Linked DNA regions of Homo sapiens: region 2 is linked to region 1. Evidence: read pairs that join two places in POLR2A ChIA-PET (ENCODE). Cell type or tissue: OCI-LY7. All regions are shown on one strand. Links, peaks and the distances in the headings refer to the core of each region. The heading gives the core; the rest is flanking DNA. Region 1 holds the start of LOC124902740 (a long non-coding RNA gene). Region 2 overlaps MMP7 (matrix metallopeptidase 7).

Region 1 (12,143 bases), core at 4,604-7,103:
TAAAAATACAAAATTAGACGGGCGTAGTGGCGCGTGCCTGTAATCCCAGCTACTCGGGAGGCTGAGGCAGGAGAATCGCTTGAACCCGGGAGGCGGACGTTGTGGTGAGCCGAGATCACGCCAGTGCACTCCAGCCTGGGCAACAAGAGTGAAACTCTGTCTCAAAAAAAAAACAAAAACAAAAAACAAAACTCTGGTCCCCCGCACAGGCAGCTCTGTGTGAATTAGTCTTTCTCTATTGCAATTCCCCTGTCTTGATGGATCAGCTCTGTCTAGGCAGCGGGCAAGGTGAACTCCTTGGGCTGTTACAATCTCTCAAGTCACCTGTTTGGCCCTCTTCCAAGTGTACTTTATTTCCTTTCTTTCCTGCTCTTAAGCTTTTTAATAAACTTTCACTCCTGCTCTAAAACCCTCCTTGGTCTCTCACTCTGCCTTATGCCCCTCCGTGGAATTCTTTCTTCTGAGGAGGCAAGAATTGAGGTTGCTGCAGACCCATATGGATTTGCCGCAGCCAACATGCTTTGGTGCCGTGTCACTAGGATACATTCTGCTGCTAACAGGTTCTTCCCGCCCACTGCACAGACAAAACCAATTCACTGTGACCATGACATTGCAATAAAGAAAGAGTTTGACATGATGCTGGCCACCACACATGGGAGACAGAGTTATTACTCAAATCAATTGCCATGAAAATTTGAAGGCCAGGGCTTTTCAAGTATAGTTTGGCAGGCCCTGTTGGTGAGGGTTGGTGGGTCCAGGTAGACCCATTGGTCATCAGAAATGCAAAAACCTGAAAAGACATCTCAAAAGGTCATTCTTACATTCTACAATGATGATGTTATCTGCAGGAGTAATTGGAAAAGTTGCAAATCTGTGACCTCCGGAATAACAGCTGGTAATGTTTGCGTCTATCCCTTAGCCGAATTCAGGCTCCTCACAGCCTCCTAACCTAGTGGCCTTTCATAAGCTTTACCAAGGTGGTTTAGTTTTGGTCAAAGGCTATTATCATTTAAACTGTAAACTAAATGTCTCCCAAAGTTATCTTGGCCTAAGCCCAGGAATGATTAAGGGCAGTTTGAAGGTTAAAGGCAAGTTGAAGATTGGTTAGATCAGATCTCTTTCACTGTCATTTTCTCACTTAAAATTATTGCAAAGTGATTTCACAAACCCAACTTGATCAGTAATAGGTGTGCTCCTGTTGGTCTTTGGCTGGAGGGCATTGACAGAGGATTATTACAGCAGCTCCTGGCCAGTGCTACTTTAGAGCAGTGCCCTTCCATGAACAGCTGGTTCCCAGTCCAAGGCAAGTACAGAAATTAGGAGTTGTCAGAAGAATTGACAGCAATTTGACAAAGTAATTTTATGTCTGTTGGTTGGATCCAAAAATAGAACACTAGGCTTGTGTTTCCCTATGCCAGTTTAAATTTCATTTAGCTAGTAAGTTTTAATTGTATATTACAGATGACCTGCAGTAGATTAAAAAAGAAAGAAAGAGGCGGGGCGTGGTGGCTCACACCTGAGGACTTTGGGAGGCTGAGGCAGGTGGATCACCTGAGGTCAGGAGTTTGAGACCAGCCTGGCCAAAATGCAGAAACCTCGTCTCTACCAAAAATACAAAAATAGCCAGGCATGGTAGCACATGCCTGTAATCTCAGCTACTCGGGAGGCTGAGGCAGGAACCTGGGAGGCATAGGTTGCGGTGAGCCAAGATTGCGCCATTACATTCCAGCCTGGGCAACAAGAAAGAAAGAAAGAAAGAAAGAGAGAGAGGGAAGGAAAGCAAGCAAGCAAGCAAGCAAGCAAGCAAGAGGGAAGGAAGGAAGGAAGGAGAGAGAAAGAGAGAGAAAGAGGCTCCTCATCAGAAATAGTTTGAAAAGCAATGTTGTAAACCGTGTCCTAACACTATCCTATTCTCTAATGCTTTTCTTTCCAACACTGCTATTACATTAAGATTCTTAAAATTCTGCTTTTAATGTGTAACATTCTTCTCAAGCATCTTTAACATTACAATCTCCTCTGTTTTCTAGTTGAAGATGGAGAAAACTAATATATTTTGAGTACCTACCACATGCTATAAATTGTGCAAATCTAAATATACTCCAATACCCATGACTTTATTTTTTTAAATTGTGTTAAATAAATTTTATCGTGTATGTGTATTTAAGGCATACAACATAATGTTGTGGGATACATATAGATAGTAATATGGTTTCTATAGTGAGGCAAATTAACATATCCATCATCTCATGCAGTTACCCATTTGTGTGTGTGTATGTTCACGAGGAGCTAAAATCTACTCATTTAGCAGAATTCCTAAATAAAGTACAATTTTATTAACTATAGACTTCATGTTGTTCATTAGATATCTAGATTTGCTCATCCTACACATCTGCTACTTTGTAAACTCTAACCTACCTGTCTCCATTTCCTCCCTCCTCCCAACCCCTGCCCTTCCCCTGGTAACCACAACCACAGTTTTTTTTCTCTCTGTATATTTGACTTTTTTTTTTTTTAAGATTCCACATGTAAGTGAGATTTTCGCTGGTGGAGGGTGTCAATGCCTGAAGGGTTGAAGATCAGGAGCAATGACTGGATTACAGAATGAAGAGGACTTACTGAACAATTCGCTTCCAAAAGAAAAGGGAGAAGAAGAAATCCAAGAAGACATCAGCACTTTCACCTTTTATGTCTTCTAGGTTTGACAGGGGTCTGCTATTCCACCCTCAATTCAGGTGAGTCTGTTAGCAGCAGTGAATCTGAATCTGTTTGGGTCTGCAGCAACCTCAATTCTTGCCTCCCCAGAACAAAGAATTTGACTGAGGGGCATAAGGCATAAGGACAGATCAAGGCAAGTTTTAAAGCAGATGTGAAAGTGTATTTAAAAGTTTTAGAGCAGGAACAAAAGGAAGTAAAGTATACTTGGAAGAGGCCAAGCAGGTGACTTGAGAGATCAAGTGCGTGGTTTGACCCTCAACTTGGGGTCTTATACGTTGGCATTCCGCATGCGCAGTGACCTGCCAGCACTTGAGAGGGGCCGCTTGTGCACTGTGTTTACTGGAGTTGTACGCATGCTCACTTGAGGCATTCTTCCCTTACCAGTCGAGTGTTCCTAGAAGGTCTTACACCAGTTAAACTCTGCCATTTTGCTGCTTAGTGAACATGCGTGAACCTGCCCGCCCAACTCCATCGGGAAGATGCTGATCACCAGTTTCAGGTGTTTCTACCTATTGGGAGACTGCCTTTCCCTGGCGCTGGCTGCAACAAATTGTTATTTTGCAGAGGCAGTTTAACAACCGCCTGACCATCAACCTGATGGTTGCCAGACATTCCTGATGAAGGGGGGCCTCTCCGGCCCTGTTCATGTCTGCCTAGTTACCTACTGTAACAAGCCTTGGCTCCAGGTCATTTGTGCTTCTCAAGGAAGAAAACCAGAGTTTGCTTTGGTAAATGTCTCCATGGTAAAAGCCAACCTCTTTGACCTTTTTGTGTTTCTGCTTTCACTTACTTTTTAGCCTCTGAAAAATCCTAACTTCCTCATCGATTTACTGAAGTCTTCTTCATTAAATGTCATTTTATATTATACTTTCTCCAGTGTTTTTATGCATTTTCACTGTGGGGTCAGCCAAGAAAAATGACTCACTGACTGGTAGTTCTATTTACTGTTCATCTGGAATTTCACTGTTTTCATTTCAAAAATGTCTTCTTTATTTAGTGTGTTAAAGCAAACTAAACGTGGCCTGAGAAGGACTCCATACCTCTATATTTGAGTCCTTGTGGATGAACTGCTACCTAACTTAATAGGTAGGCAAGATTGAAAACCTAACTTAGGAGTTATGTTCCTGTAACAATCGCTGAGTCTTGGCCAATCCCAGCAGCCATGGCTCAACCAGTCGTTTACTGCTGAGTGTTCAAACTGTGTTCAAATAAGGCAAATGCTGAACTGTAACCAATCCAGCTGTTTCTGTACCTCACTTCCAATTTCTGTACATCACATTACATTTTTGTCTATAAATTTGTTCTGACCGCGAGGCACTCCTATGACAGAGGTACTGTCAGAGGTGCTTGAACCTGAGCAATTGTATCTTAAATAGGGGCTTGATAAGATAACGCTAAGACCTGCTAGCCTACATTCCCAGTAAGTTAAGGCATTCTTAGTCACAGGATGATACAGGAGGTCAGCACAAGATTCAGGTCATAAAGACCTTGCTAATAAAACAGGTTGCATGCAGTAAAGAAGCCTGCTAAATCCCACCAAAACCAAGATGGTGATGAGAGTGACCTCTGGTCATTCTCACTGCTACACTCCCACCAGCACCATGGCACTTTACAAATGCCGTGGGCATGTCAGGAAGTTACCCTACATGGTCTAAAAACAGGAGGCATGAATAATCCACCCCTTGTTTAACATATAATCAAGAAATAACCATAAAAATGGGCAACCAGAGGCCCTCGGGGCTGCTCTGTCTATGGAGTAGCCATTCTCTATTCCTTTACTTTCTTTGAATCTCTTTCGATTTAGGCTAGAAGTCCAATGCACTTATCCATCGCACCACAGAGCCTGCTTGCTATTCCTTTACTTTCTTAATAAACTTACTTTCACTTTGCCGTATGAATTTGCCTTGAATTCTTTCTTGTGTGAGATCCAAGAACCATCTCTGGAGTCTTGATCAGGACCCCATTCCGGTAACAGTACTATTATTTTCCTTATATTACAGTTGAAGAAATGGAAGTTCCAAGAAACTAAGGGACCTAGGCTTGTAGATAGAGGAGAGGACAGATTGAAGGTCATGCTGTCAGGTGGCACAGCAAATGTATAACCAGGAAGATATGCAGCCATGCATCTCTGGGGTCAGCACACACTTGTGTCTCTTGAAGTCATGGGTTTGGTTCCAGGGTGGCTGTTGTTTTTGGCAGCTGTATAGGACACTAAGGACACCCTTGTCAATTGAACTCTCCCTATTTTACCCAAGAGGAAATAAATTTGTGGTTTGTGCTCCACAATTAGAAGTGGCAGAAATAAGATCAGAAGCCTTACCTTCCAACTCTTATCAAGTGTTTATCCACCGTACTACACAGCTTCCTTAATCCTGAAGTCAGACATTTTATTGGTGTTTTATAAACTATCTGAGCAAACCGATGTGGGAGATACACAGATTGTATTATTTATATAGAAATCCAGCAAGCTGAAAATTGTTCTCACCCTGGGTCAGTTTGTTATTGTAACATTTACAATTTACAGCAAGCAATAAAACAAGATAATACAAAACAAAATAATCTGAACAATATGAACCCTGAACGAAGTAACAAATGTCCAGTTAGATTCTATTATAATGCCACCATTATTAGAGCCACTCCAGCTTTCTAGTATGCCAGAGGGCCATGTGAACTAACTGGTTCTACAAGAAAAAAAAAATGTTTTAAGTGTGAGTAAAACTTCCTCCATCTGCTAAGGCATACTGATCTTCTGTAAACAGGTACAATAAAATATAATATAAATAAAAGCCAAGGCTTCCCTGAATGAGAGTGTGAATTATCACCTCCCATTTTCAGCTCATCTCACCAGTCTCTTGTGTCTCAGGCACCAGCAAGCCACCTGTTGGTCCTTCCCAACAAGGCTATGCAGGAGGACAGGTCTCTGGATGACCTTGACCCACCCAGATTTCTTACAGAATGCACTGAGAATATGACATCCTGACATAAGGAAAAAGGCCCGGAACCACCGGGCTATATTCTGCAACACTTGAGCTCAGCAAGCCCCTTTGCACCCAGGATATAAAAGCCCAGGGTGGTGTGCTTTCGGTGTCCTTAGCTGTATTGTGACATGGGGTCTGTGCAGATAAGACTCCACCCCACTCTGGACGGCTTTCCTGAGCTCTGGAGGACCAGCTTGTCAGGGATCCTAGGCTTTGGTTTATCCTTGCTGCTTATCTGTGAGTATTAAATCTGTTTGCCTAACTTGGTATGTATGAGTGTTCTATCCCACCAGACTCATACAAGTGGTAGAGAACCTTTGCAGGCTAACCCTTATTAACAAGAGTGAAGATCAGGCCTTGAAACAGATTCAAATCCGGACACACTACCTCTAAGACTCGGGTACTCACATGTTCTAGCTAAGTATCTAAGTACTCCACTTAACCCACCTGCGATAAACTTGAGGTTACACAAGGAAGGAAACCTGCCATGTTCACTTTTGTCTCGCTACCACCTACCACAGCCCTAATGCATACTAGGAGGACAATACCTATCTTTGGAATGCTGTCACATTAGATAATAAAGGACTCAATGAGTTAATGGATGTCATGGTGACTAAAAATCAGGGATAGAATGGTTCACATGTAGCGTATTCCTCCTGTGGTCACAGACAATGTCTGTGTGGAAACATTAGAAGATTTCAGTTCATCTCAAACCCCAGATAAACCACTAGTGAGATATGGCTGATAAAAATGGCACAGCCTTAAGATTGACTTAACAGGAGTATGGTGCTCAGAAGAAAGAAGGTTAATAGGGGAGTCTTCACTCCTGTGTCACTTCCCAGGCATTCTAAATGCTGTGCTCAATCTAATGGGAGCTGGTCCTTCTTTTGTCCTTTCTCTTCACATTGTTTATCTTCCACTTCGAAGAAGGCTTTCCACCCCAACTTTTCTCTCTCTACCATCCTTCTTGGAGTTCTTTCTGGTTCCACAATAACAGTCCCCACACTCTCAACTTATATCTGTTTCCCTGGAATCCCTATTACAATGCTATAGCACTTACCTTTTTGCTTAATCTTTTAGCTATTTATATACACATCTTCTTCAACACTGCAAAGCACTGCTCAAAAGAAAGCAATTTTCATTATCTTTTGTTAGATTTGCTCCATGTATGTTTTATATCTATTACTTCTCTTTGCATCATTAGATTGTAACCTCTGCATTTCTTTGTAAATTACATGTTGCCCCTAGCTAGTTGTTCTGAACAAAGAACAAATGTTGCTAATCTGGTGATCTACAAGCCATAATAAGAGGAAGCTGACATGTTAGAAAGGAACAAGAACATACACTCCAAGACAGGAATGAGGTTTTGAAACATCCCTTAGTATATAACTACATACATGTATTTTCTAGTTACATTATTTTCATGTCCACAACTTGGTAAGCAACTCAGGATATAAGCAGATAATTCCCGGAAAGGAAATAAAAATGGCTAATAAACATAGGCAAAGATGTTCCATCTCAGTGATTAAGAAGGGAAGTTCAAATTAAACAAAATGAGACACCGTCATTTGCCCATCACATTGCCAAAAAGTATCATCACATTTATGTTAGTAAAAATCAGAAATAACTGAAATATCTGTCAAAAGTGAAATGCTAAAATGAATTACATCCATGCTCTGAATACTTCGTAGCCATCACAATGAAACATATACATTTGTGTATACATATGGAAAAATGATTATGACATACTGTCAAATTTTTTAAAAGCAAGTTGAAAAGCATGTATTTTCGGGAAAAACCCATATGTTCTATGTTTCTATGTTCATATAAATACATATTCAAATATCTACGTAATTGTAGGTGCAAAACCTAAAACTAAAACAAAGACACAAACAGAAACAAAGGTCTGGAAAGAAAAACACTCAAGTGCTAACTGTGGTTACCCCTAGGGAAGTAAAACAGGAAGGATTTTTTCTTTTTATTTTAGATACTTCTGTGCATTTTTTTGTTCAAAACTAAAGTAATACTTTTGACTTTCTTTGAAACGAAAAATAAAACCAATAAAATTTGTAGTCATAAAAGTAGTTATAAAATGTTTTAACTATTCTAGACAACAGTGACCCAACTTCAGGAACTGCCTGCATGAGTAGTCTAAGTATTCTTTATAACTCTATGCTTGCAAAATTATTTACACATATTTGTGTCAGTTACAGAAATCTGAAGCCCTATGTGGTAGCCTAGAAGAGTTGTTTCTATATTGCAGATGAGGCAAGAAAGAAACAAAAAGAAAACAAAATTTAATACTTTATAAATTGACAACCCAGGGACAGGGCCCTCAGAAATAATTTACCTGATTCTTGTTTTATGTTAGGGATCAGACATTCAAATGCAAGTATTAGAAATTAAGAAGCCAGCTGGGAATAAAACAATACGGAGAGTACAGAGAGTTCAAATACTGCATAAAGGGAGCAGCCATTTCATAACTCCTGTTGAAAGGATCGGTCTGGTATTACCAGATTGTTCAATGTTTCCAGAGAAACCAGGAATCAGAATTTTTATATCGATACTCTCGGGTTTTAAATTTTAGCAACCAAGTTTTTAAAATCCTAAATGCTGTGTTGATAAACACTGTGAAAGCCACACAAAACTTAACTCCCGGCTGGATGTGGCCTGCAGCCTCCTGTTTGCTATTTTGGGTTTTCCCATCTTTGAAGCATTCTAGTGGACAAATTCTAACACAAAAGTCCCCAACCTTTTTGGCACCAGGGACCAGTTTTGTGGAAGACAATTTTTCCATGGAGAGGTGGGGGATGGTTTCAGGATGAAACTGTTCCACCTCAAATCAGGCATTAGATGCTCATAAGGAGTGCACAACCTAGATCCCTCATGTGTGCAGTTCACAATAGGGTTCGTGCTCCTATGAGAAGGTAATGCTGCAGCTGATCTGACAGGAGGCAGAGTTCAGGCGGTAATGGCTCGCCCACTGCCACCTCCTGCTGCGCCGCCCGGTTCCTGACAGGCCACGAACAGGTAATGGTCTGCGACCCAGGGACTGCGGACCCCTATTTTAACACATCCTTCAAGACTCAGATCAATTCCCTCTTCTTACAGTAGCCCTTTGCCTGTGGTATTATAGACTATTAGAATTCAAAGGCAGGTGGATTGCCTGAGCTCAGGAGTTCAAGATCAGCCTGGGCAACATGGCGAAACCCCATGTCTACCAATAATTATATATATATATTAGAGTTCAAAGATATTTCAGAAATATCTTATTAAATCTCTCATTTGTTGTAGTAAGATATATAACATAAAATTTGCCATATTAACCAATTTTAAGTACACAATTTAGTGGCATTAATTACAGATGCAATGTTGTGCAACCACCACCACTAGCTATTTCCAAAAATTTTCTGTCACTCCAAACAGAAGCTCTGTACCCATTAAACAATAACTTCAATTATTGCCTCCCCCAGTCCCAGACAACTTCTAATCTACTTTGTTTCTGACTTTGCTTATTCTAGGCACCTAACATAAATGGAATGATTCAATATATTTCCTTTTGTGTCTGGCTTATTTCAGTTAGCATAATGTTTTCGAGGTTCATCCATGTTGTAGCATGTATCAGAACATCATTTTTTCATGGCTCATTAATATCCCATTATATGTGAATACCACAATATCACATTTTCTTTCTTTTTTTTTTTTTTTGAGACGGAGTCTTGCTCTGTTGCCCAGGCTGGAGTGCAGTGGCGCGATCTCAGCTCACTGCAAGTTCCACCTCCCGGGTTCACGCCATTCTCCTGCCTCAGCCTCCCAAGTAGCTGGGACTATAGGCACCCACCATCACACCCAACTAATTTTTTGTATTTTTAGTTGAGATGGCGTTTCACTGTGTTAGACAGGATGGTCTCGATCTCCTGACCTCATGATCCACCCGCCTCAGCCTCCCAAAGTGCTGGGATTACAGACGTGAGCCACTGCGACCGGCCCACATTTTCTTTATCCGTTCATCTTCTGATGGACAATTGAGTTGTTTTTACCTTTTGGAGATTGTGGGTCACGCTTAAAACATTTGTGTACAAGTATGTGTTTGAATCTCTGCTTTTGATTCTATACCTACGAGAATTACTGGGCAGGGTATACTGGGTATACTGGGTATTACTGGGTAATGTATACTGGGTAATTCTATATTTAACTTTTTGAGGAACAACCAAACTGTTTTCATAGTGACTGTACATTTTACATTCCCATCATCAATGTATGTAAAATGCTCATTTTTAAGACGAAGAACCCATGGGCAACGCCAGTGAGACAGCTCAATCATAGACACAGGAAGTCAGCTGCAATGCACAGCTGACATCAGAAACCAGGTATCTTGACTCTCAGTGTAGACACAGCCCTCTTTCCAAGGTTAAATCCATTAAAATTTAAACCAGATGATTAGGCAAATGGCTGGAATGTTTACGCAAAGACCTGGTCGCTACAAATAGATCACTTGATATGTTTAGAAGAAAGAATTTGAGTAAGTTCTAGACTTTTTTCTCCATCATGGAATATGGTTTTCTTTTACCCTTTTCTTCCTCAGGCCTAGGCTCTAAAAGTAGATTAGATCATATTTGTTTTTAGCCTCGTATCTTATTGTAGGATAGTCAGAAAATGTCTTTTATCATTATTAGAACTATAATTCTAAAATAACAGCTTAAAAAATTCCTTGAAATGTCATACATATTATTTCAGAAAAGCTGAAAAACTCAGAAAAGTAGAAAGGAAAAAAAAAAGATCACTCAGAGAATGGTCAACCAGAAATATGACTATTAATCTTTACCTTTTTTCCAGACTTTTTTTTTCTAGGAATGGTATTTTTGTTTGGTATATATTATTGGAATTATAAAATCTTAAAGCTTACGGCAATTATTACGTTTTGGGGTGAAGTTTAAAAATCAAATAAGGAAAAATAGATATTAAGTTCTACATTTAGTTAGTACTTCTTCCTACCAACTTACAGCCCTCACAGTCTGGTGACAGTTTTGGTGGAGTGCTATTACTTACTTGCCCACGTGGAAATGGGTCATTTACTTAAATATAACACCTGCAGGGACATGGCCACACATTATACTATTTTGCTTTTTCTTCCATGCCTTATACAATGCTGCACATACAATAGATGCTCAGAAAAAAGCTTTTGGATGATTTTTATTGATTTCATGCCATTATTAAGGTTAATACCCTCAGAATCTCCATAGGCAGTAGTAGCCCAACCCAGGCCCTGCAGGGCCCAGTCTTGGCGACTTTCACATTCCAAGAAACTTGGTTTAGAAATCAAAGGTAATTTAAAAGTTATTTGAATCTTTACTGTCATTGCTTGAAGAATATTAAAAAGAATTCAACTTGTAACCTATAATGGTAGTCTTAAATCCTCCTTGGCCCCATTCTTCTTCTTTTTTTCCCCCCTTTTCTTTTTTCCCTTCATTCCTCTTGCTTCAGTATGTCCATGGCTGACTTAAAGCCCCCCTCTCAAAATCTCTGCCAAAATTCTCTCCGAACTTGATTCCTTGTGATTCTTGGTTTTGCTTTTCATCCCCCTTCCTTTGGCTTCTATTCCTTCTTTCTTCCCACCAGGAAATCACAGCCCTTGGCATCATCTTGGCACTCACACTTGTTTCTTCACTCAGCCCTTTTCTCCTTGGTCACTGATTCTGCTCCATGAGCAGTCAGAAATGGAGCTGGCAAGCTCAGCCTCTCAGCTGGAGACACTGGAGTCAGGGCTGAAGGGAGGAGAGAGGAGAAGATCACAAAAGCTTATCATCTAAAGTCCTTTCTTTTATTCTCATTACACAGTGAAATTCTAATATATTTACTTATTGGGGGTGGGCTACATGAAAGGTATCTGGAAAAAATATGTGGCAATTATAAGGGTAAAATGACAAAATTTTCTTTGAGGAGGGAGAACACTGCCTACCCATCCTCCCCTCTTTAGGGTGTCACCCTGACAACATAATAGTTCTGACCTTTTGATTTTACATGCAAGGTCATGGGCCTTCTGACCTTTGAAACTGTCAACACTTACCTCTGGGATTTTGCTGAGGTTTCTCATCGGTACAACGATGGGTGTAATGAGACATCACACAGTACATCCTTTTGTCTCTCATAGAAATAAGAGGTTTCAGGCCAGGCGTGGTGGCTCACACCTGTAATCCCAGCACTTTGGGAGGCCGAGGTGGGCAGATCATGAGGTCAAGAGATCAAGACCATCCTGGTCAACATGGTGAAAACCAGTCTCTACTAAAAATATAAAAATTAGCTGGGCATGGTGGCGGGCCTGCAGTCCCAGCTACTCAGGAGGCTGAGGCAGGAGAATTGCTTGAACCTGGGAGGCGGAGGTTGCAGTGAGCAAAGATTGCGCCACTGCACTCCAGCCTGGGTGACAGAGCGAGACTCCGCATTAAAAAA
Region 2 (12,143 bases), core at 6,475-8,974, 54 kb before region 1:
ATCTCCCAAAGTGGGTTTGACTAGAGATTTAACAGCAGAAAGAAGGGCTGGGAATGGAATGAGCAGAAAGAGGGAAAAGAGGACCTAGGAGTCAGGAAAGTCAAGTCCAGTTCTGCTACTAATTTAAGGTGTGAACCTGGGCACATAAATCATTTAGTTGCTATAAGCTTTGGTTCCTTCACCGGATTATTAAATTGAACTATTTAATAATTTCCTAATATCTTTTCCCAGAGCTAAAATTTTAAGACCCTTTAACTTTTAGCTGGAACCGCATCTCAGCTGGACTTTAGATAGGGCTGGTTGACCTCAGATCTCCCCCACAGGGTCTATGATAACACAGAGAATGTCCCAGTCGTACCCCTGAGGACAGACTGGTACATGCTTCCTGATTGCTCTTACACACTTCTAGGCTTTATAAAGTGTACAGTGTAATTCTCCCCAAAACATTTAAATGGATTTTTTAAAAATTGAGGGATTCTTTTCTTTTGCTCACGAAATGGCACGCCAGTGCTTCATTAGCAATATTAAATTTTCTCCTCACTAATGCACACTTATTTTTCTCTGTGACTATGTAATTATTCTGTCTTCAAATCATTATTTGAATTCACAGGAACCAAAGGCAAGAGATATATAGGCTTCTAAGATAAAAGAATATAATAAACAAGAACTATAGATTAATTACTCTCTTTTCAATAGGACTATCTCAAGAGATTTTATCTCTATGACTCAGAAACAAAAAATGCCAACAGTTTAGAAGCCAAACTCAAGGAGATGCAAAAATTCTTTGGCCTACCTATAACTGGAATGTTAAACTCCCGCGTCATAGAAATAATGCAGAAGCCCAGATGTGGAGTGCCAGATGTTGCAGAATACTCACTATTTCCAAATAGCCCAAAATGGACTTCCAAAGTGGTCACCTACAGGTTAGTTTTGCTCTGGCTCATTTTGGCAAAAACAATAAAGCCTGTTTCCTAGGGGTCAAACATTGTTTTCTTGTTTGCTACTAGGATCGTATCATATACTCGAGACTTACCGCATATTACAGTGGATCGATTAGTGTCAAAGGCTTTAAACATGTGGGGCAAAGAGATCCCCCTGCATTTCAGGAAAGTTGTATGGGGAACTGCTGACATCATGATTGGCTTTGCGCGAGGAGGTAAGAAAGATTCCTGTAGGCTAATCCTGTGTCCTGTTTTGTTTGTTCATGGTTTATATCAGTGCTCTTTTCTTATGAAGATTAAAATCCTTTAATGAGATATGATTGGTAGATAGATAGTTAATAGATAGATTTAGCAATATTATTATAATTTTTATAATCTGGTAATATAGAGCCACTTTTTATAGCAGCAGTTGGCAAACTATGATGCATGAGCCAAATCCAGCCCACCTTCTGTTTTTGTAAATAAAGTTTTACTGGAACACAGTCAGGCTCCTTCATTTCCCTATTACCTATGACTGTTTGGGCTCAGGCTGCAACTGTGACAGAGATCACAAAGCTTAAACACTTGTTATCTGACCCTTTACAGAAAAAGTTTGCCAACCCCTGTTTTGTAACGTGAATTATTATTTATATATACAGTCATGCACTGCTTAACAATGGGAATACACTCTGAGAATGAGAACTTTGGCAATCTTGTCACTGTGCTAACATCATAGAATACACTTACACAAACCCAGGTGATACAGCCCACTATCCACCTAGGCTACATAGTATAGCCTATTGCTCCTAGGCTGTAAATCTATACAGCATGTTACTATACTGAATACGGTAGGCAACTGTAACACAGTGGCAAGTATTTGTGTGTCTAAACGTATTTAAACATTGAAAAGGTAATGTATTGAGCTATGACATTATCACAACTACTATATCACTAGGCTATAGGAATTTTTCAGCTCCATTATAATCTTATAGGACCATTGTATATGTGATCTGTTTACTGAAAGATCATTATGTAGCACATGACTATATGTTTACAATATATCTACCTAACATCGATATTAAATCAACAGAAAGAGTCGCAGCTTCCAAAGGCCTCAAGAGTCCCCTGAGAAGTGGTATATGACCTGTTGCTAATGCCTTTCATGTGGCAAGGAAGTAGGAAATGGAAACTTTCATATTAAAGAACTTAAAAATATATAACACAGCAGGGTGTGGTGGCTCACGCCTGTAATCCCAGCACTTCGGGAGGCCAAGGCAGGTGGATCATCTGCGGTCAGGAGTTCAAGACCAGCCTGGCCAATAGGGTGAAACCCCATCTCTACTAAAACAAAAATTAGCTGAGCATGGTGACGCATGCCTGTAATTCCAGCTGCTTGGGAGGCTGAAGCATGAGAATCGCTTGAACCTGGGAGGCAGAGGTTGCAATGAGCCAAGGTCACACCACTGTATTCCAGCCTGGGCAACAGAGCAAGACTATGTCTCAAAAGAAAAAAAAAAAATATATATATATATATTTTTTTTTTTTACGTGGGTTTTTCTATATGTAAAACCCATTTTTTTAGTATATGTGTTATATATGTGTGTGTGTGTATATATGTATATATAAAACCCATATACATAAATTGTTCTTAATTGCTAGTGTTTCATGGTGCAAATTTAGAGAAAAATGTTGCCCATTTCAGTCTGTTCTATGTGGAATGGTCCGGCTACTGTAGCTGAAATTTGAACTTCAACCCACAATATTGACAACACCGAAGAAAATGTTATGGGAAAGCACTAATCATGGCACTACAAGTTTTTTAAGAGCTAGATAAACTGGACTGGCCTCATATCACCTCGAAGATAACCAGCTCTGCATCACACATTAAAGGACTATAAAAAGCCATTTTAAGAGATCTTGAGCATGGCTCTCTAAGAGACTATTTACTATGCCCACGAAGAATAAGCTAGGTTTTTAAGAAAAAAAAAAAAAAAAACCTATGAAATGGTGCACAAATTACTTGCCAAATGTGGTATTCATATTCATTCTCCCTCCCACCACCCTTTGGCCGAGCAAAGTGGTCAAATTTAACAAAAGCTTAAATGCAACCTTAAGTTAGATATAACTGCATTTTAAGTCCTGTATCCAGTAAGCTTTCAATATATGGTGATTATCAGTGATGAGCAATGGTTCTGTGAAAGGAAAAGTGTCTGGGCCAAGAAAGCACCCAAACTACCCTGTGAGTGCAACCGACAGCACATAACAATGTCAGCTACTTGCACTGGGCTGCCTTTTTTTTTTTTTTAATTTATTTTTTGAGATGGAGTTTCACTGTTGTCACCCAGGCTGGAGTGCAGTGGCGCGATCTCAGCTCACTGCAACTTCCGCCTCCTGAGTTCAAGCAATTCTCCAGCCTCAGCCTCCCAAGTAGCTGGGATTACTACTTGGTGGCATGTGCCACCATGTCCAAATTTTTGTATTTTTAGTAGAGACGGGGTTTCACCATGTTAGCCAGACAGGTCTCAAACTCCTGACCTCAGGTGATCCGCCCACCTCGGCCTCGCAAAGTGAGCCACCATGCCTGGCCTGGACTGGGCTGCTTTTTCTAGCCTCAATAATCGTATAAACTGAAAAATAAAATGACTGGAGAAAAAAAAAATCAGTCACTAAGAACAATCACTCCATTTTCTTTCAGCTCATGGGGACTCCTACCCATTTGATGGGCCAGGAAACACGCTGGCTCATGCCTTTGCGCCTGGGACAGGTCTCGGAGGAGATGCTCACTTCGATGAGGATGAACGCTGGACGGATGGTAGCAGTCTAGGTATAGCATCTCATGTCTCTTCTACTCCACATCCGTTTTAAAATCCTGGACTTACACTAAGTTAAATAATTATATTAATTTATAATAAGTATTGAGCCCTTGCTAAGTGCCAAACACTGTACTATATGCCTGAAATGCATTATTTCATGTAATATACTCATAATGCTACACACAGAAGATGGACACTCAGGCTATGGAGTCAAGCACCACTGATCCAATTTGCTGTACGTCTACCAATTACTCTGTGTCATTGGGCAAGTTATTGAATTTCTCTGAGCCTCAGTTTCCTCCTCTGTGGAATGGAAATATAAATAGTTCCCACATCAAGGAGTCTTTAAATTAAATGAGATAATGCTTATACAGTGCTTGGAATGTATTAATAATTAATTAAATTATAGCTCTTTCTTCATATTTCCAAAAAATACATGCCCCAAATGGAAAAGAAAGAGAAGTAGAAACTATGATATTTGAGAAGTATATGCAATTCTGGAATTATTCACTATTTTCCAGAAAGAACCAACTCCATGATTTAGTATATCATATTTATCATTTTACATAGTAGGATATTATAGGCACATGAGAGAACTAATGGAGAAGAGCTCTGGCATAAATAATCCCAATTAGAGACAATTTTTTTAAGGCTACCAACTGGCCCTAAAAGGGAAATTTGTACTTGTGTTTGGCAAAAGGAATTCACCATAGCTTGCTGTCTTGCTGTGAAAATCTATGTTAAATTGTGATGCTGCCTCCCATTTGCATCTGGCATATTCTTTTCATTCTTCTTTCTTCCCACTTAAGGTAGGTTAAAGGCAGCTTCCTTCAATTCAATGCAACGCCACCAGAGCTCAGGCCACTCCTCAAACGCACGGGCTCACACCTTCCACATACTTGCAAAGCCTTTCAATGAGTATGAGGGAGAACAAAGGATATATGTAATACAAGTTAATGAATCAAAATCAAAAACAAAGCCCAGCATTGCCTAGAGACCCTGCCTTTCAATCTTCGCTTTCTCAAAGCCACCATTCTCTCTTCTGATATCCAAAGTCACTAACATTTATTGAATGGCCGTGACTTCCCAAATATTGAGAAACTCTAGCTATCATGACAAATCTAGAGGGCAGAAATTACTGTCTCTGTTTAACAGATGAGAAACTGAGACTCAGCAACATCAATTAATCTGTCCAGAGTTGTCCAGCTAGTAAGTAGTGGAGCTACATTTCAAACCTAGGTCTTAGTGCTTTTAAAACCTTTGCTTTCCACTGCAGAGTATTGCTGCCTGAATGAAAGAAGCAAATAAAAAAAATTACACATTTTTAATAAGCAGAAGTAGTGATGAGATTAAAGCACTCCTATTCTGATTAACCTTCTAACCCCTCTCCACTTTTGAAAGCCTAGAAACAAATAAGTAAGCTACCGTGGGCTAAAACTTGGGTATTTTTCTTTAGTTTTTTTAAATTATGATATCATATATATAATATTACATAATGTATGTAGCTATTTTTATCATTACTGTTTGTCACTTCTTCGGTTGTAGGGATTAACTTCCTGTATGCTGCAACTCATGAACTTGGCCATTCTTTGGGTATGGGACATTCCTCTGATCCTAATGCAGTGATGTATCCAACCTATGGAAATGGAGATCCCCAAAATTTTAAACTTTCCCAGGATGATATTAAAGGCATTCAGAAACTATATGGTAATATTTATTATTTCAAATAAGAGGATTTCCCATTTTCTTTTTAGAGTGGGGTAGGAAAAGAAAGGCTGGGAAATGGGTATTTACCTGGAAAACCACACTGGAACTCATATCAAAAAGCCTATTGAGGGGAGGAATTGGGGACCTTAGATACTTAAAATATAACTAGGCTGTAATATACTATGAAGATGTTGATTGTGAGTTTCAGTAACATAGTATCATGTGGTAAAATTATGCAAATGATATTGTCCAGATTTTCTTCAAGCTGCCACCCACTGCTCTTCCTCTCTCAGTTTAAATAGTTTAGGAGAGTGTCCCCTGTAGGGGTGGACTGAAGGGACAAAACACCTTTCTTCATAGCTGCCCACTCCTAAGGATTCAATCCTAGATAATTATAAGTGACCCTGCTCTTCCTGTTTGCACGTACATGTAGAGAAAGCGGTTAACCACGGACAGAAACTGCTTATCATTCCTGGTCTTGATACTTATGTATATCCCTTGCCCCAGTCTATGCTTTTTTGGTTTAATCAAGTTCCAAATTCAGTTTTTTTAAGTGCACTGATTTGGATTTACTGTATTGAGTCAGCCAAAAGTAGTATTTGAGAAAGAAATCAAAGGACAAGAATAAAAAGCTCTGTCTCTGGATAAAGATAAGGAAAGTAAGATTCAAAGAGGCTAAGTGGACTGTCCAAGGTCATGTGACTGTCGAGTGCTTGAGCCATGATTCCAAGTGAGGGCTATGTGACTTCATACTTTTTCTACGACATATTCCTGCCTATCACTACCCAGTAAGCTTTTTATCCTAGTAAGAATAAAAGAATACAGAATGACATCTTTAAATCAGCAGATATAACTAAACCTAGCCAGTAAAAATATCAGGATGAAGAGAATACACTGCAAAAAGATCACTTAAGATTCTTCAAATGATCACGTGAGCAATGAAAGTGCTTCCACATAATAGAGGACTGTCCTCAGGGGAGAAATATTCCAGTAAGACACTGGATTTAAGATATCAGTTCAACCTAGCATTTGCTATAAATCAGCATGTCCCAAACTGTATTCTCAGAACACTAGTCCTACAGGGTGATTCCCAGAAAAGGAGGCTATGGAGAAATAAGTTCAAGAAACACTACCTACTGTATTTCAGGTGTATAGACTATTAGAGAGTATGGAGTATTGAACAAATGTTTAACTCAGTGTTTCCTAAATTATAATCCTTTTTATGGGTCTCAATGAGTCCCATAAACTAGCACTTCAGAGAACACACTTTGGAAAATGCTGTGTAACTATTCCCAAAAGTTACGACGTAAAGAACCACTGCTGTCCAAAAGATTCACAAAATGCTGACTATTGTTCGTAAAGTTATCATGAACAAAACTGAAAATACTATCCTCCCCTTACATAAAACTGTGGAACTCATGGAATATTCTATAGCAGTCTATAAATATTTTAGAACCCTAAGAAAAATACAAAGAGACTAAAGAAGGTCTGAGGCATGCTGATTAAATTTAACAGGAAGAAAAGAGACTAGTGCATTAAAACCTTAAGTATTAGACAAAAGGGCATCTCTGGTCAGAGTTGGAAACAAGTAACTTCTGGACAAATGGAAATAGAATTTAATTATGTGGGCTGTATATGTAGGGAGTTAATCTAAAAAGTAATATGAGCAGAAAACATAGATTCCAAAGAAAGTGATTAAGATACAAGATTCCTAATGCTATACTCAGAATGATAAAAATAATAGCTGGCTGGGCGCGGTGGCTCACGCCTTTACCCAGCACTTCGGGAGGCCAAGGTGGTTGGGGATCGCTTGAGGCCAGGAGCTCGAGACCTGGACAACATGGTAAAACCCCATGTCTACTAAAAATACAAAAATTAGCCGGGCGTGAAGGTGCATGTCTGTAGTCCCAGCAACTCAGGAGGCTGAAGCATGAGAATTGCCGGAACCCAGGAGGCAGAGGTTGCAGTGAGTCAAGATCACACCGCTGCAATCCAGCCTGGGCAACAGAGTGAGACTCCATCTCAAAAAATAAATAAATAATAGCTAACATGCATTGAGTACTTGCAGTATCCCAAGACTTCACATGGATTAACTCATTTAATTCAAGAATTCAATGAGACATTATTATCCACATTTTACAGATTTGTAATCTGATGCTAAGAGAGGTTAAGTAGTAAACTACCTAAGGTCACACATCTAGTAAACTGGTAGAAACAAGATGCAAAGGTACCTGAGCCCTGGGCCCACACTCCAGTCAATCCTGCCTTCTTAGCCTCTGGAGGTTGTTCTTCAGAATCTTTGTCCCAGGGACAAGAAATGGTCTGAGTGAATAATAGATTATACTTTCTGTGACATTTCCTTTGCCTGTATAATCTTAGGATGGTTTTTATGCATTTTCTACATATCAGAATGTTCTTTTTTTTTCTCTCAATAGGAAAGAGAAGTAATTCAAGAAAGAAATAGAAACTTCAGGCAGAACATCCATTCATTCATTCATTGGATTGTATATCATTGTTGCACAATCAGAATTGATAAGCACTGTTCCTCCACTCCATTTAGCAATTATGTCACCCTTTTTTATTGCAGTTGGTTTTTGAATGTCTTTCACTCCTTTTAAGGATAAACTCCTTTATGGTGTGACTGTGTCTTATTCATCTATACTTGCAGTGGGTAGATGTCAATAAATGTTACATACACAAATAAATAAAATGTTTATTCCATGGTAAATTTATTTATAGTTTGGAGCACTCTTTCTGTGAAGACATACTATACAATGAAACGAAAGACTAAGACAAAAAAAGAATCCCACCACACTATTTTGAGGTCTTCCGCAGCACCTCACCCTTCCACCCAAGAGGGAAGGTGGGAGCTCCACCTCTTTATTGTTCATTAGTGTGGCCCAAAGTTACACTAATTTCCCCTTACCTTTGTGGCCCGTGCTCTCACACTGAGTCCTCTGGAAAGTCCAATTCTTCCCACAAATGTCTGAGAATTTCCAACAACTTAAGACTTACCACCTCACGGTCACTTCCAGCTCCAAGTTCCTACCTGCCCCTCACCTCCTGATTTTCCTGCAACCTCTCCTGCTGCAGCCACTCTCTAGGTTCCCTTCCCTTTTCCCCATGCCAACGCAGATGTTGGTCTCACCCTGTTCTCTTTAACTTTCTACAGACCAGTGCTACAGGCTTTAATGAGAATGTAGATGTTGCTGGAGATTTGCATAAATAGTGGAATTTTCTACTGTGCAAGGGTCATGAAATTGAACAAAACTAAAATTGGATATTATGGATATTATCCCCATCCTTCAAATCCTTTTTTTTTTTTTTGGAGGCAGTGTCATTGTTACCCAGGCTGGTGTACAGTGGCACGCGATCTCGGCTCACTGCAACCACCGCCTCGTGGGTTCAAGCGATTCTCCTGCCTCAGCCTCCCAAGTAGCTGGGATTATAGGCACATGCCACCATCCCTGGCTAATTTTTGTATTTTTAGTAGAGATGGGGTTTCACCCTATTGGCCAGGCTGGTCTTGAACTCCTGACCTCAAGTGATCCACCAGCCTCAGCCTCCCAAAGTGCTAGGATTGCAGGTGTGAGCCACCGCACCCAGCCCAAATCCTTTACTTATCCCCGATCAGGAATTTCTCATTGGCCACCTGCTTCTGCAGGCTGCAGCCTCTTGCCACCTGTCTCCCAACTCCTCTTGTCTTTAAACCCCACTCCTTCTCACTTCCCCAGAAACTCATTTTCCTGATGTCCTTCAGCTCAGGTCCTCCCTTTCCACACGTAGAAACCCACTGTGTTTCTCTGGGTGAAGCACTCTCTATGCAAGGTTTAACCTTTTAGCAGAACACGGAGCTGGCAAGGGCTTTGCTGTTTCAGCCTTCTCTTTCTTCCTCCTTCTCCACACTCCCAACACCCATGAATGGCTTTCTCTATAGGGAGATGAACAATTGAAATTTACTTTCTTACTGATAAAAATTATCCTTCCCACACATACCCTAAAAGCAGATCAATATCCCGAAATTCGGAACTATCCTGCAGCCTTAGGAAGCCATTCCAAGAATAGATCAAATGAGAGGAGAATCCACAATCCAGGCAAAAAATTAAGTATATGTGAACAAGCGTTCAAAGACCCTTTTAAAACATAAGGAAATATATAAATATGATGCTAGAATGAAAAGGAAGTTATGTCATTAAATTCAAGTTCTTCATTTTGTAGAAGACAAAACAGAGATTAAATGATTTCCCTAAGGTTCACAGTAAGCAAAAGTGGTGATTTAAGCATTTTGTTGTTTGTTTAGCTCTTTGTATTTTGATTTTAGACAGCAGGAGGCAGTATCTACCTTGCAGCTAAAGTGGATATCTATTGTTCTTACCTGCCCAGCATCCCATCACCCTACTTCTGGGGACAAGAAACTGCCTCTTCCCTTTGTGTACAATCTTCATGAGATGTCACATAGGTTGCCTCAAGCTGCCTGGGCTGAGAGAAGAGTACAGGACCCAAGCTTGGCCTATCAGACACTCTCCCAAAAACACTGGAGGGGTTATAGGTGGATTCATCCTGGCCATGGGGCTCTGGAGACACTGCCTAGTGAATCCTGCACCCAGACAGATTCCCTGAAGCTGCCCTGGGCCCTGTCCTTCTCATAGCTTAGGTGTAGGGCTTCTCTTCCAGATTTACAACTGACCGCACTGCCTTCCAGTACATTTTGTCTATTGCTTAAGTTATCCATAGTTAGTTCATTTCTGTGGTTTGCAAATTCTGGCACAGTAGCTTAGTTGGCTTTCCTAGGGTATCTGCACACACGGGCTCCGTTCTGTATTTCACCACATATTATCCTTCAATCTTGACAATGAAGTAAGCTCTAACAGAGCATAGAAGTAAATAAAATGTTCTTTTTCTGATCAAATAGCATAAAACTAACTGGTAAACAAAAATTTTTCCTAGCAAATAAGGACCCATTTTTTTAATTGTGGTAAAATACATGTAACATAAAATTTGCCATCTCAACCATTAAGTGTACAGTTCAGTATTGTTAAGTATATTCACATTGTTGCACAAGAGAAAAAGTCCTTAACCTCAGCACTATTTGCATTTTTGACTATATAATTCTTTGTTGTGTCCTATGTATTAAGAATACTAGGCCAGACATAGTGGCTCATGCCTATGATCCCAGCATTGTGGGAGGCTAAGGTGAGCAGATTGTGTGAGCCCAGATATTAAAGACCAGCCTGGGCAACATAGCAAAACCCTATCTCTACAAAAAATTTGACAATTAGCCAGGCGTGGTTGTACGTACCTGGGCTCCCAGCTACTTGGAAGGCTGAGGTGGGAGGGTTGCTTGAGCCCAGGAGGTCAGGGCTGCAGTGAGGCATGACTGTACCACTGCACTCCAGCCTGGGCAACAGAGCACGACCCTGTCTCAAAAGAAAAAAAAAGAATGCTTACAGTTAACCCTGGCCTCTATGCACTGATGCCAATAGAATATCCTCAGTTCTCTCAACCAAAAAAGTCTTCAAACAGTACCAAATATCCTCTAAGAGGAAAAATAGCCCCCAGTTGAGAACCACTGAGCTAAAGAGAATAAACTATTTCATTGTATTATACTTAGTATCCCTTCTACCATTTTCACCCAGGACCCTATCATACTCTAATTCTGTACCATCCCATGAGAAAGGAAAACCAGTAAAAGATTAAGGTGACATTGCCTGTTTTTGACACTTATTTGAGGAAAAGATTGTCATATTTTAAGAAATAAAAAACACCTGAATTCCAGCTGGGCACGTGGCTAACGCCTGTAATCACAACACTTTGGGAGGCTAAGACAGGTGGATCATTTGAGGTCAGGAGTTCAAGACCAGCCTGGCCAACATGGCAAAACCCCCTTTCTACTAAAGATACAAAAATTAGCCAGGTGTGATGGCAGGCACCTGTAATCTCAGCTACTTGGGAGACTAAGGCATGAGGATCACTTGAGCCCAGGAGGCAGAGGTTACAATGAACTGAGATCACGCCACTGCACTCCAGCCTAGGTGATAGAGCGACACCCTGTCTTAAAAGAAAAAAATCTGTATTCCAAAGCCAGGGTACTATGTATTTATAGAAGTCCATAAGACTTGGGTGTATTTTGTAAATTACTTGTTATTTTTCTGGTTTTAAAGTCAATAAACTCCAGTTTAAGAAAGAGGTCTTAGCACATGAATTTGTCTTCCCTCCCTTCAAAGATTTCTTTTAAGCAGTAGTGAAGGAATAAAACAGAGCAGGAGGAGGTCTGCAATGGACAAGGGATTTCAATTAATTTCTGTAAGATCTAATACAGCTAATAGACAAAACATACCAGCCTCAGCCTAGGATGTACAAAGAGGCCTACAGTGAAAATGGGAGTTAAAATTGTCCAACTCCTCAGAGGCTTTGAAATCTCAGTTAGAAGGTTTAATGAAGGCAGGGTGAAAAATGGTATTAGGCGATTAACTGTGTATGAGTACATGTGTATAAGACAATTAACTTCATTTCATCCCTTTAACAAAAATGGCAGAGAGCCAGATGTTCACTTCCAGGCAAAATATCAAAGGGTTCTTTGCTAAACAAGTTTTTTAAAAAAATTGAGAGAGAACAGGACATTTAAATTGGGTTCTGTGCCTCTGAACAAAATAACCATATTTTGGCTTTGAGGCTGGGAATAGGGAAGGCTCCATCCATCTGC

Evidence for each region. Peaks named below come from ENCODE experiments on the same cell type or tissue, not always from the same donor. Only the 100,000 strongest peaks of a DNase experiment are listed, where the experiment ranks them.
Region 2: POLR2A ChIA-PET joins it to region 1 with 5 read pairs; 4 of 35 experiments call an interaction of 5 or more read pairs at or near these places.

The regions. Positions count from the first base shown.
Region 1 is chr11:102,460,763-102,472,905 of GRCh38, reverse strand. LOC124902740 (a long non-coding RNA gene) reads right to left here and starts at 6,215. Exons shown (of 2, transcript XR_007062865.1): 1 at 6,141-6,215. LOC102723838 (a long non-coding RNA gene) reads right to left here and starts at 5,651. Exons shown (of 3, transcript NR_135076.1): 1 at 5,538-5,651. It overlaps TMEM123-DT (TMEM123 divergent transcript), which reads right to left. Exons shown (of 2, transcript NR_135053.1): 2 at 10,868-11,458. In OCI-LY7, for the core only: no CTCF peak of the experiment used is centred there; no DNase peak of the experiment used is centred there; H3K4me3 peaks cover 381 bases.
Region 2 is chr11:102,516,537-102,528,679 of GRCh38, reverse strand. It overlaps MMP7 (matrix metallopeptidase 7), which reads left to right. Exons shown (of 6, transcript NM_002423.5): 2 at 697-923; 3 at 1,008-1,156; 4 at 3,616-3,744; 5 at 5,279-5,440; 6 at 7,876-8,172. The coding sequence ends at 7,904. Among named protein-coding and RNA genes, the nearest start is that of MMP7, 8.1 kb to the left of the region's middle. In OCI-LY7, for the core only: no CTCF peak of the experiment used is centred there; no DNase peak of the experiment used is centred there.